2 separate regions of the Homo sapiens genome follow, and region 1 is linked to region 2. Evidence: chromatin loops called from intact Hi-C (ENCODE). Cell type or tissue: mesothelial cell of epicardium. All regions are shown on one strand. Links, peaks and the distances in the headings refer to the core of each region. The heading gives the core; the rest is flanking DNA.

What was found. Hi-C counts contacts between places; a loop is a spot of excess contacts. Peaks named below come from ENCODE experiments on the same cell type or tissue, not always from the same donor. Only the 100,000 strongest peaks of a DNase experiment are listed, where the experiment ranks them.
Region 1: it touches region 2 in a loop (19-fold over the local background); 1 of 110 quality-filtered maps calls a loop at or near these places.

Annotation. Positions count from the first base shown.
Region 1 is chr22:29,542,043-29,547,294 of GRCh38, forward strand. It overlaps THOC5 (THO complex subunit 5), which reads right to left. Exons shown (of 20, transcript NM_003678.5): 3 at 2,418-2,561; 4 at 1,387-1,500; 5 at 817-914. Among named protein-coding and RNA genes, the nearest start is that of THOC5, 9.1 kb to the right of the region's middle. In mesothelial cell of epicardium, for the core only: no CTCF peak of the experiment used is centred there; no DNase peak of the experiment used is centred there.
Region 2 is chr22:30,538,767-30,547,231 of GRCh38, forward strand. SEC14L6 (SEC14 like lipid binding 6) reads right to left here and starts at 7,975. Exons shown (of 12, transcript NM_001193336.4): 1 at 7,863-7,975; 2 at 61-136. The coding sequence starts at 7,916. It also overlaps the pseudogene SIRPAP1. RefSeq lists an enhancer at 3,838-4,830. In mesothelial cell of epicardium, for the core only: no CTCF peak of the experiment used is centred there; DNase peaks (open chromatin) are centred at 3,414, 3,795 and 4,213.

The DNA.
Region 1 (5,252 bases), core at 1,253-5,252, 1.0 Mb before region 2:
TACTCCTTCCTCCTTCTCATCTCTCAGCTTGGTTTTGAGGAAGGACACTGACAAACTGTAGTTTCTTCACCTGAAGGCAGCTAAGCAGCAAGAAATTCAGGTTCCAAAGAATAAAATCCATTTGCAGAAATGAACTGCTGGGACTACAGAAAGGAAAACTGGGCCAAAAGGTTAAAAGAATGTGACTGGAAGTGAGTTGCTCCCATACAACATGCCCAGAAATCAAACTGGTAATGTAAAGACCCCTGATAGGGAGAGAGACCTGCTTTTTACCAAGTGCAGAGCTCAAAACTCAAAAAGGTCAGAGAGACTTCTGAGGTTCTTTATGCAGCCTGAAATCACGGCTTGCAATTCTCCCACATTCACCCTTGCAATTTGCCCTTCTCCCAGATCCTACAGTTTTCTAAGCTCATCAGATTTCTTTTTAAAGAGAGACTTAGGCTGGGAGCGGTGGCTCACGCCTGTAATCCCAGCACTTTGGGAGGCCGAGGCGGGAGGACCACCTGAGGTCAGGAGTTCGAGAACAGCCTGGCCAACATGGCAAAACCCCGTCTCTACTAAAAATACAAAAATTAGCTGGATGTGGAGGTGGGCGCCTGCAATCCCAGCTACTCAGAAGGCTGAGGCAGGAGAATTGCTTGAACCCGGGAGGTGGAGGTTGCAGTGAGCTGAGATTGCGCCACTGCACTCCAGCCTGGGTGACAGGGCAAGACTCCGTCTCAAAAAAAAAAAAGAAACAGACTTACAGTGAGCTACATGGGAAAAAGCAGTTACCGAAAGACCACATGTGCCAAAGCCCTGTCCTCCCAAACTCACTTAAACTCCAAACATTTGGTGATCTCCTTCTGTAGGTGCATCACCTCATACAACAGGTTCTGGAGCTGCAGATGATAGGCATCTACTTTCTGCTTAGCCTGAAAGGAAAATACGATCAGAAGTGAGCAGGGCAAGTCAGGATGGAGCAGAGGAGAGGGTCAGCAAACTAAGAGAAGGTGTAAAGGGAATAAAGAAGGGGATGGGGCTGGGTGCAGTGGCTCACGCCTGTAATCCCAGCACTTTGGGAGGCCGAGGCGAGTGGATCACCTGAGCTCAGGAGTTCAAGACAAGCCTGGCCAACAAGGTGAAACCCCATCTCTACTAAAAAATACAAAAATTAGCCAGGCATGGTGGTGGGAGGTGCCTGTAATCCCAGCTACTTAGGAGGCTGAGGCAGGAGAATCGCTTGAAGCTGGGAGGCAGAGGATGTGGTGAGCTGAGATCGTGCCACTGCACTCTAGCCTGGGGGACAGAACGAGACTCTGTCTCAAAAAAAAAAAAAAAAAAAAAAAAAGAAGGGGATGGGGAGGAGGAAGGAGGAAGGTTAAAATTAAACCTTTTAACTACTACCTCGTGGGTCTGATCTCTTCCTTTCTTCAACCTGATGTGGGCTAATCGGTTAAGCTTCTTTAGAGTCATGAAATGCACACAGCTCTGGATCCTCCGTTCTTCTATTTCTATTGCCTGTGGGCAAAGAAAACAGTAAAGCCCACTGACGACAGGGCTAGCTCAGCTTCCTTCAGTCCTTCACCACTGACCCATCCTCATCTGGGGCCAAAAACGGCACCGGAGGGAGCTCAGAACCATGAGAAGGGTCATGAAGAAAATAAGAGGATGATTGTATAAGGAAAATGATTAAGAATCTCGGGCAAAAAAAAGTAATTTCTGCTTGGACTAGAGTAACAGGAATTGAAGATGGAATAAGGGCAGCAAAGGCACAATCTATCTCTACAGATCCTACACAGAGATCCCAGCAATAGTAACATCTTGTCATAAAATTTGACCTCTATAAATAACATTACAGGATAACTTAAATGGAAAATAACAGAATTATAGCCATAAAGCTTGGCTAGAATAGATTGAATGCAATAATTCTAACAAAACTTGTCAGCATAAGCACAAATACGTGAGATTCCTGGGGGAAAAAATGGATTTTAAAAAACTTATCTATCGAGTTTTTAGTCACATTGTTTAATTTCTCTGCCCCTAAAACCTCATTTATTCATTTACTATTAATGATAATTTCATTTTTGGTATCTACAATTTACTTGTACACATCCATCTTTGTATCAAGCAAATGTATAAGTACCATCATTTCTCAACACCTAGCAAAATGCCTGGCACTTAATAAATATTAATTGGATGAATGATCAAATTAGTAGGGAAAAAATTAATTATCCTGTACTTTCATTCCTGTAATTGGTGACTGAATGGTGATAAGAAGTTCCAATAAATTCACAGGTTTTGGGAGCCCTCAGGCTCCAATCACCTGATCATGGCTAGGACAGAAGATCAAGATCAGGAAGGGCCCTGGTAGGTGCAAAAACAGCCTCATCTATGTAAACCCACCAGGTTCACGGCCACCTGGTCCCACTCCTTACCACATCCTTGCCACCCCTGCTCTTCAGGTCTTGGATCTCAGCCATCAGCCTCTGTAGCTCCTGGCAGGTGTACTTGTATAACTCATAGTCTCTGCCAGGGTCCCGCAGATCCACCTCGGCCTCCTCACTGTAGTATTTACCTTCCTGTAGAGGTAAGGATAAAGGCTCTGTGTGCATGGGGTAAAAGTCTCCCTGCTGGGATCAGGGACACTTGGCTGACATCTCCTTTTAGATAAAAACAGTAACAATGAAGCCTCAGTCAGGTCTCTAAAAGATCTGGTCCTTAAATTAAATGCTTTTCTTCTCTTCAAAATAGAAACCTCTTTTGCTTTCTGATTGCAGAGTAATGCATGCCTGGTATCAAAGATTCAGAATATACAGAGGAGTATCAAAAAGAAAATGGAAAAATTGCCTATAATTTCGCCTCTCAGTCCGAAACTGAGTGAAGATTGTGGATAAATAAACATTTTATTTGTAAACAAAACGGGATCATACTGTCCGTGCTGTTAAGTGCAACTTCCCATCTGCATTAGTCCATTTTCACGCTGCCAATAAAGACACACCTGAAACTGGGAACAAAAAGAGGTTTAATTGGACTTACAGTCCCACATAGCTGGGGAGGCCTCAGAATCATGGCGAGAGGTGAAAGGCACTTCTTATGTGGCGGCGGCAAGAGAAAAATGAGGAGGAAGCAAAAGCAGAAACCCCTTATAAACCCATCAGATGTCGTGAGACTTATTCACTATCATGAGAATAGCACGGGAAAGACTGGCCCCCATGATGCAATTACCTCCCTCTGGGTCCCTCCCACAACATGTGGCAATTCTGGGAAATACAATTCAAGTTGAGATTTAAATCCCAAACCATATCATTCCGCCCCTGGCCCCTCCGAATCTCATGTCCTCACATTTCAAAACCAATCATGCCTTCCCAACAGTCGCCCAAAGTCTTAACTCATTTCAGCATTAACCCAAAAGTCCATAGTCCAAAATCTCATCTGAGACAAGGCAAGCCCCTTCCGCCTATGAGCCTGTAAAATCAAAAGCAAGCTAGTTACTTCGTAGATACAGTGGGGGTAAATATAGCCATTCCAAATGGGAGAAATTGGCCAAAACAAAGGCGTTACAGGGCCCATGCAAGACCAAAATCCAGTAGGGCAGTGAAATTTTAAAGCTCCAAAATTATCTCCTTTGACTCCAGGTCTCACATCCAGGTCAAGCTGATGCAAAAGGTGGCTTCCCATGGTCTTGGGCAGCTCCACCCCTGTGGCTTTGCAGGGTACAGTCTCCCTCCCTCCTGGCTGCTTTCATGGGCTGGCATTGAGTGTCTGCAGCTTTTTCAGGTGCATGGTGCAAGCCGTTCGTGGATCTACCATTCTAGGGTCTGAAGGGACGGTGGCCCTCTTCTCACAGCTCTACTAGGCAGTGCCTCAGTAGGGACTGTGTGGGGGCTCTGACCCCACATTTCCCTTCCACACTGCCCTAGCAGGGGTTCTCCATGAGCGCGCCAGCAGCAAACTTTTGCCTGGGCATCCAGGTGTTTCCGTACATCTTCTGAAATCCAGGCGGAGGTTCCCAAACCTCAATTCTTGACTTCTGTGCACCCACAGGCTTAACACCACTTGGAAGCTGCCAAAGCTTGGGGCTTCCACCCTCTGAGCCACAGGCCAAGCTCTAGATTGGCCCCTTTCAGCCATGCCTGGACTGGCTGGGACACAGGGCACCAAGTCCCTAGGCTGCATATAGCACAGGGACCCTGGGCCTGGCCCAGAAAACCACTTTTTCCTCCTGGGCCTCTGGGCCTGTGAGGGAAGGGGCTGCCGTGAGGTCTCTGACATGGCCTGGAGACGCTTTCCCCATGGTGTTAATCCCCCACGGGGATTAACATTAGGCTCCTTGCTACTTATGCAAATTTCTGCAACCAACTTGAATTTCTCCGCAAAAAATGGGTTTTTCTTTCCTTTTTTTATTTTTTATTTTTATTTTTTGAGACAGAGTCTCGGTCTTGTCGCCCAGGCTGGAGTGCAGTGGCATGATCTCAGTTCACTGCAACCTCTGCCTCCCAGGTTCAGGCAATTCTCCTGCCTCAGGCTTGGAGATTACAGTGGGTAGCTGGGATTACAGGCACCTGCCACCAGGCCCGGCTAATTTCTGTATTTTTAGTAGAGATGGGGTTTCACCATGTTGCCCAGGCTGGTCTCGAACTTCTGACCTCAAGTGATCCACCCAGCTCGGCCTCCCAAAGTGCTGGGATTACAAGCGTGAGCCACCGTGCCCAGCCGGGTTTTTCTTTTCTACTGTGTCATCAGGCTACAAATTTTCCAAACTTTTATGCTCTGTTTTCCTTTTAAAATGGAATGCTTTTAACAGTACCCAAGTCACTTCTTTTTTTTTTTTTTGAGACAAGGTCTTGCTCTTGTTGCTCAGGCTGGAGTGCAATGGCGCAATCTCAGCTCACTGCAACTTCTGCCTCCCGGGTTCAAGCGATTCTCCTGCCTCAGCCTCCCAAGTAGCTGGGATTACAGGGGCCCACCACCATGTCTGGCTAATTTTTATTGTATTTTTAGTAGAGATAGGGTTTTGCCATGTTGGCCAGGCTGGTCTCAAACTCCTGACCTCAAGTGGTTCACCTGCCTCGGCCTCCCAAAGTGCTAGGATTATAGGCGTGAGCCACTGCACATGGCCCTGTCACCTTTTGAATGGTTTGCTACTTAGAAATTTCCTCCACCAGATACCCTAAATCCTCTCTCTCAAGTTCAAAGTTCCACAAATCTCTAAGGCAGGGGCAAATGTTTTCAGTCTCTTTGCTAAAACACAAGAGTCACCTTTGCTGCAG
Region 2 (8,465 bases), core at 1,946-5,945:
ACCAAATACACTCCTCTTTCATGCCATTGACCCTACCCCAGCCCCACGCTCTATCCTTACCTTGGAGCCAGCGCAGGAGGAAGTAGTCATCAGGATTGGGCAGCGCAGATAGCACATCTTGGATGTTCTCCCGGAACTGAGGACAGACAGGGAGAGACCTGGGTCAGAGGCCAACCACCCTCGGTCCTGCAGGTCTCAACTGTCCTTGAGGAAGGGGATGTCTGAGTGAAGAGGTCCCACTCGGGCTGGGAGGATCAGGGTCCGGGTCAAGCCATAACAGTTTGTTTCCTCCGTCTTGAAAATGGGATGATATAAAGAACCAACTACAGGCCAGGCGCGGTGGCTCACGCCTGTAATCCCAGCACTTTGGGAGGCAGAGGTGGGAGGATCACCTGAGGTCAGGAGTTTGAGACCAGCCTGGCCAACATGGTGAAACCCTGTCTGTACTAAAAATACAAAAATTAGCCGGGCGTGGTGGCAGGTGCCTGTAATCCCAGCTACTCAGGAGGCTGAGGCAGGAGAATCGCTTAAACCCAGGAGGCGGAGGTTGCAGTGAGCCGAGATCCCACCATTGCACTCCAGCCTGGGGGACAAGAGTGAGACTTTGTCTCAAAAAAAAAGAACCTACTACACTAAACATCAGAGAGAATTAAATGTGGATTAAACACAGAGAAGCTTTACAAGCCTGACTCAGGGATGTGGGGGCAGGGAGGGGCCCTCTTTAGTGCCCTGATCTTCATCCTTAGGAAGCCTTCAGGCCAGGTCAGGTGGGAGGATAAAGTGCACAGAGTCTGAGGCTCAGAGAGGTTGAGCAACTTGCCTAGTGTCACACAGCCAGTGAGTGGCAGAGCCAGTTGCCTGATTCTAGAATTGCAATAAAGATAATTGAGATCTTTAAACTGAATTTGTCTTAATTTTGTCTTTGACCGTTCCCTCCCACACTTAAGCAGGGCTGAGCTGTGTACCTGATAGGTTAGGGTTGAAATGATGGACTGTGACTTAGAAGCCTTCAATGTAAAGACATGGTTTGGCACCCATCAGCCACGCCCAAGTGAGGGGTGGCTTGACCTGGCCTGGGAGTTGGTTAGGACAGTTCAGCTGGCCCTGGGCCCACCCTGCAGGGTCTGAGAGCTGAGAGGCCACTCCTGGGTGGATGTCATTGACTGTAGGCTAAAGCCAGCCTCCAACACTGATGAATATGGTAAGGAAAAGAGCACCGGACAAAGAGTCAGCAGGTCCCACTGTGGCCTTGCCTGAGTCACTCCCCTCTCTCTGGGTCTTATTCTCTTTGGGCCCCAGATGGATCCTCAAAAGACTTTCCTTGGCCCCCCACCAAAAATGGACTGATAACCTTTGTCTAAAGGAATATGAAAGAGGGTTTGGCCTTGGGCTAAGCCTTAAATGAATCCTGACATGACACTGCCATTATACCAATTCGCTAAGTGAGGAAACTGAGGCTGGAAATGGTGATGCGCCTTCTTAGCCAACATGAGCAATTTTTATTTCAATTTCTGACTTCAATTGTCTTTTAAGAGGGTTATCTCAGGTCTAAGCAGAATGTCCTTTTCCTGATGCAGAACACTGCCCCTCCTTTTTGTTCCTTTTTTTTTTTTTTTTTTTTTTTGAGTATTGTATTTTGAACTCATGGGCATTAAGATCAATTACTTGGCCAGGTGAGGTGGCTCACACCTGTAATCCCAGCACTTTGGCCAGCCGAGGCAGGTGGATTGCTTGAGCTCAGGAGTTTGAGACCACCCTGGGCATCAAGGTGAAACCTCATTACCACAAAAAATACAATAATTAGCCAGGTGTGGTGGCGCACGCCTGTAGTCCCAGCTACTTGGGAGGCTGTGGTGGGAGAATCGCTTGAACCCAGGAGGCACAGATTGCAGTGAGCTGAGATCATGTCACTGCACTCCAGCCTGGGCAATAAATCAAGACCCTGTCTCAAAAAAAAAAAAAAATCAATTGGCTGGGTGCAGTGGCTCATACCTGTAATCCCAGAACTTTGGGAGGCCAAGGCGGGCAGATCACTTGAGGCCAGGAGTTCGAGATCAGCCTTGCCAACACGGTGAAACCCCATCTCTACTAAAAATACAAAAATTAGCTGGGCGTGGTGGCAGGCGCCTGTAATCAAAGCTACTCAGGAGGCTGAGGCACAAGAATTGCTTGAACCCAGAGAGCGGAGGCTGCAGTGAGCTGAGATTGCACCACTGCACTCCAGCCTGGGCAACAGGGTGAGACTACATCTCAAAAAAAAAAAAAATTCAATTACTTGAACTTTTTTTTAATTAAAACTAACAGCTTTATGGGGATATAATCAGATGCGAATTCACACTTGAACAACTTGTAAGACTTTTCCCCTAGCTTTGTTTATACTTTGTTTTCTTTTTAAAAGATTCATACAATTCAAGAAACACAACTTTTAAAAAAATTTTTATTTATTTTTTAATTTTATTTTTATAATCATCTTCTTGGATACTAAGAAACACAACTTCTAAAGGCCACAATCATCCTTAAGCTAGATTTTAATCATACTCCCCTCCCAGCTTTATTAAGGTATGAATGGTGTTTAATTGCTTTTCATCAAAGAGAAATAAAAACTGTTCTGGCTGATAGGAGTGGCTCACGCCTGTAATCCCAATACTTTGGGAAGCCGAGGTGGGTGGATCACTTGAGGCCAGGAGTTCGAGACTAGTCTGGCCAACATGGCAAAACCCCGTCTCTACTAAAAATACAAAGATTAGCCAGGTATGGTGGCACACGCCTGTGATCCCAGCTACTCAGGACGCTGAGGCAGAGAGTCATTTGAACCTGGTAGGCAGAGGCTGAAGTGAGCCAAGATCACATCACTGCACTCCAGCCTGGGTGACAGAGCCAGACTCCATCTCAAAAAAGAAAAAAAAAAAAGTTAAAAATTAGCTGGGTGTGGTGTGCGTGCCTGTAGTCCCAGCTACTCAGGAGGCTGAGGTGGGAGGGTTGCTTGAGCCCAGGAGTTTGAGGCTGCAGTCAGCCATGTTCTCACCACTACACTCCAGCCTAGGTGATAGAGTGAGACCCTGTCTCCAAATAAATGAATAAATAAATTTCCTGTTCACTCTCATGGACAAAAAACAAATTATCTGGTATTGCTATACATCAGCAACACATTCAGCCATTTTCTAAGGAAATGGGTCAAGTTACCAACACACAGCTTTACACACACTACCTTGAGGAAGAAAACCAAGAACAGGCACAGGAGAAATTGTGCCTGTTCTTGGCACCGAAGGGCAGGACGCGAAAGGGCAGGCCGGTGGGCGGGGACGCCCGGCTCAGACCCCGTCCCCAGCCTGGACCTGGGCCCCACCCTGCCCACACCGCGACCCTCCCCATCCGTCTCGCGACCCTACCAGAAAGTCCACTCCAGCTTTTCCTTCACCTCGGCACGGCTCTGAAAGGATCGGTCCCCTCCGGCCCGCACCCACCCCCAAGAGGGGCCTTCAGCTTTGGGGCTCAGAGGCACGACCTCTTGGGGAGGGTTAAAAGGCAGACACCCCCCCACCCCCGCGCCTCCACTCCCCGACTCCTTCGCCGCCTCCAGCCTCTCGCCAGTGGGAAGCGGGAGTAGCCGCGCGGCCGGAGTCCGGAGGCGAGGGGAGGTCGGCCGCAACTTCCCCAGGCCACCTTAAGAGGACGATGTAGCCAGCTCGCAGCGCTGACCTCAGAAAAACAAGTTTGCGCAAAGTGGAGCGGGGACCCGGCCTCTGGGCAGCCCCGGCGGCGCTTCTAGTGCCTTCCAGCCCTCGCGGGCGGCGTAGCCGCGGCCCATGGAGCCCGCGGGCCGGTCCCCGGCCGCCTCGGGCCGCTGCTCTGCCTGCTGCTCCCCGCGTCCTGCGCCTGGTCAGGAGTGGCGGGTGAGGAGGAGCTGCAGGTGATTCAGCCTGAGAAGTCTGTATCAGTTGCAGCTGGAGAGTCGGCCGCTCTGCAGTGCACTGTGACCTCCCTGAACCCTGTGGGGCCCATCCAACGGTTCAGAGGAGCTGGACCAGGCCGGAAATTAATCTACCATCAAAAAGAAGGCCACTTCCCCCGGGTAACAACTGTTTCAGATCTCACAAAGAGAACCAACATGGACTTTTCCATCTGCATCAGTAACATCACCCCAGCAGATGCCGGCACCTACTACTGTGTGAAGTTCCAGAAAGGGAGCCCTGACGTGGAGTTGAAGTCTGGAGCAGGCACTGAGCTGTCTGTGCGTGCCAAACCCTCTGCCCCCGTGGTATCGGGCCCCGCAGCGAGGGCCACACCTGACCACACAGTGAGCTTCACCTGCGAGTCTCATGGCTTCTCACCCAGAGACATCAGCCTGAAATGGTTCAAAAATGGGAATCAGCTCTCAGACTTCCAGACCAACGTGGACCCCGCAAGAGAGAGCGTGTCCTACAGCATCCACAGCACAGCCAATGTGGTGCTGACCCGCGGGGACATTCACTCTCAAGTCATCTGCGAGGTGGCCCACGTCACCTTGCGGGGGGACTCTTTTCGTGGGACTGCCAACTTGTCTGAGACTATCCAAGTTCCACCCACCTTGGAGGTTACTCAACAGCCCATGAGGGCAGAGAACCAGGTGAATATCACCTGCCAGGTGACGAAATTCTACCCCCAGAGACTACAGTTGACCTGGTTGGAGAACGGCAATGTGTCCCGGACAGAAACGGCCTCAACTCTTACAGAGAACAAGGATGGCACCTACAACTGGATGAGCTGGCTCCTGGTGAATGTATCTGCCCACAGGGATGATGTGAAGCTCACCTGCCAGGTGGAGCATGACGGGCAGTCAGCGGTCAGCAAAAGCCATGACCTGAAGGTCTCAGCCCACCTGAAGGAGCAGAGCTCAAATACCGCCGCTGAGAACACTGGACCTAATGAACAGAACATCTATATTGTGGTGGGCGTGGTGTGCACCTTGCTGGTGGCCCTACTGATGGAGGCTCTCTACCTCGTCCGAATCAGACAGAAGAAAGCCCAGGGCTCCACTTCTTCTACAAGGTTGCATGAACCCGAGAAGAATGCCAGAAAAATAACCCAGGACACAAATGATATCACATATGCGGACCTGAACCTGCCCAAGGGGAAGAAGCCTGCTCCCCGGGCCGCGGAGCCCAACAACCACACAGAGTATGCCAGCATTCAGACCAGCCTGCAGCCTGCGTCGGAGGACACCCTCACCTATGCTGACCTGGACATGGTGCACCTCAACCGGACCCCCAAGCAGCTGGCCCCCAAGCCCGAGCTGTCCTTCTCAGAGTATGCCAGCATCCAGGTCCCGAGGAAGTGAATGGGACCGTGGTTTGCTCTAGCACCCATCTCCATGCTCTTCCTTGTCCCACAAGGAGCCGCCATGATGAGCACAGCCAGCCCAGTTCCCGGAGGGCTGGGGCGGTGCAGGCTCTGGGACCCAGGGGCCAGGGTGGCTCTTCTCTCCCCACCCCTCCTTGGCTCTCCAGCAGCCACGGCCCCCTCTCCCCACATTGCCACACACCTGGAGGCTGACGTTGCCAAACCAGCCAGGGAACCGACCTGGGAAGCGGCCAGAACTGCCTGGGGTCCAAGAACTCTTGTGCCTCCGTCCATCACCATGTGGGTTTTGAAGACCCTTGACTACCTCCCCGATGCTCCGAAGCCTGATCTTCCAGGGTGGGGAGGAGAAAATCCCACCTCCCCTGACCTCCACCACCACCACCACCACCCCTCAACTGGGGCTTGAGTGGGGAAGATTTCCCCTTTAGATCAAACTACCACTTCCATGGAAAAGCTGGAAAAAAACTCTGGAACCCATATCCAGACCTGGTGAGGTTGCTGCCAACAGTCCTGGCCTCCCCCATCCCTAGGCTAAAGAGCCATGAGTCCTGGAGGAGGAGAGGATCCCTCCCAAAGGACTGGAGACAAAACCCTCCGCTTCCTCAGGTCCCTCCAAGACTCCCTGGGGCCCAACTGTGTTGCTCCACCCGGACGCATCTCTCCCTTCTAGACCTGAGCTTGCCCCTCCAGCTAGCACTAAGCAACATCTCGCTGTGGGTGCCTGTAAATTACTGAGAAATGTGAAACGTGCAATCTTGAAACTGAGGTGTTAGAAAACTTGATCTGTGGTGTTTTGTTTTGTTTTTTTCTTAAAACAACAACAACGTGAAAAAAAGAAAGTCCACTCCAGCGCCCGGTCGCCACCCTTCTTTGCCCCGGGAACCCCATCCCGGCACCTCCCACCCCGCATACACCACCTACCCCATGCAAAACCCTATGATGGCAGGAATCGAGACCTCCAAGGACCCGTCGTTGCCTCCATGCTCATGGAACCGTGTGAGTCTTCCTGGACCCCAAGCTTGCCGTGTGCGACCACGAAGGAAAGACCCTAAGGACCTTCAAGGGACTCCTCCCAGGCTAGAGACGAAAATGCACCCTGTTCCTGCCTCCTCCAGCTCATAGCTGAGGACGTGACCTGCCAATGCAGCCTCCCCAGCAGGCCAGCAGCCTTCACCAGCCCTGTCCAATATGGTAGCCACAAATTCTTAAAATGTGGCTAGTTTGAACTGAGGTCTGCTGTGAGTGTAAAATACACAGGATTCCAAAGACTCAGTATCCCCTCAAAACACTCATTTTTTTTTTTTTTGAAACAGGGTCTAGCTCTGTTGCCCAGGCTGGAGTGCAGTGGCACGATGTTGGCTCACCGCAGTCTCGACCTCCTAGGCTCAATCCATCCTCCCACCTCAGCCTCCCGAGTAGCTGGGACTACAGGCATGGGCCACCACACCCAGCTATTTGTTGTTGTTGTTGTTGTTTTTAGAGATGGGGTCTCCCTATGTTGCTAATTTTTTAATTTTTTGTAAAGATGTGTTCTTGCTATGTTGCCAGAACTCCTGGGCTCCAGTGATCCTCCCGCCTCAAAGTGCGGGGATTATAGGCCCGAGCTACTGCACCAGACCAGTTGTTTTTATATTGATTAGATTATATATTGAAGTTAATACATCATTAAACTTTACTTCAATTGTTTCTTTTTAGGTTTTTTTTGTTTTGTTTTGTTTTGTTTTTGTTTTTGTTTTGTTTTTGAGACATAGTCTTGCTCTGTCTCCCAGGCTGGAGTGCAGTGGCAGAATCTTGGCCCACTGCAACCTCCACCTCCTGGGTTCAAACGATTCTCCTGCCACAGGGTTTCACCCTGTTGCCCAGGCTGGTCTCAAACTCCTGACCTCAAATGATCCATCCACCTCAGCCTCCCAAAGTGTTGGGATTACAGGCATGAGCCACAGCGCCCAGCCTCTTTTTAGTTCTTTAATGGAGCTACTAGAAAATTTCAAAAAGGCCGGGCATGGTGGCTCATGCCTGTAATCCCAGCACTCTGGGAGGCCAAGGTGGGTGGATCACCTGAGATCAGGAATTCCAGACCAGCCTGACCAACGTGGTTAAAACCCCATCTCTACTAACATACAAAAATTAGCCAGGCGTGGTAGCAGGTGCCTGTAATCCCAGCTACTCCGGAGGCTAGGGCAGGAGAATTGCTTGAACCCAGAAGGCAGAAGTTGCAGTGAGCCAAGATTGTGCCGTTGTACTCCAACCTGGGCAACAAGAGCGAAACTCCGTCTCAAAAAAAAAAAAAAAAAAAAAAAGGAAGAAAGAAAATTTCAAATGACCTATGTGGCTTGCGTTTGTGGTGGCGTGGTATTTCTATTGGTTAGTGCTGGTGTAGCCTCTGGCTACCAAGCCCCTCAGGGTTGGGAAGAGACCCAGAGCTGGAGAGTTCAGAAGAAACTCAGGGACCTTGAGTCCTGCCCTTCCCCGTGGCAGAAGGAGAAACTGAGGCTGGTGTAGGAGTCTCTCCCTTCACTCACCTGGGCCAGCGACTTCTCCTGCGATGGGCTCAGGTCACCCACTTGTCCACTCATGCTGCCCATGAATGGGTCCAGGCTCCACTCTGTGGCTCCCTCCAGGTGGCCTGCCTTTTGCCAGCTGGTAGCCATGCCCACATTTATCACCACCCAGAAATCCCACTACTTCCTGTGAGCCTCAGGGCAACAGGTGGGGCTCATTCCTTACTAGGTGCCTCAGGCATGGGGCCCTGGATTCAGCCTGCCCTGGGTTCACATCCTCACTTGCAAAATTAGGACAGCGATGTTTCCTCGGAGCGTTGATGACATGTTGAAATTGACACCACCTGATTTCACACACACACGGAGGCGGCTGTTCACCCTGCCTCTCAGTCCCCTACCCTCTACTCCTGTGGTCCCATCGGATGCCTCTTTGAGCCAGGAGAAGTCATCTCTCACCCCCAACAGAGGCCCGGAAGTCACTGTCATCATGCCTTCACTCTCATCCCAGGCTTCATCTACCACCTGACATGTCCAGAGCAACTGCCCATGATTCATCCCAGATGTTAAGGCACATGGCTTCAGGGTTGAGGATGAAACTTCCCAGGCCCAGACCCAAACAGGTGG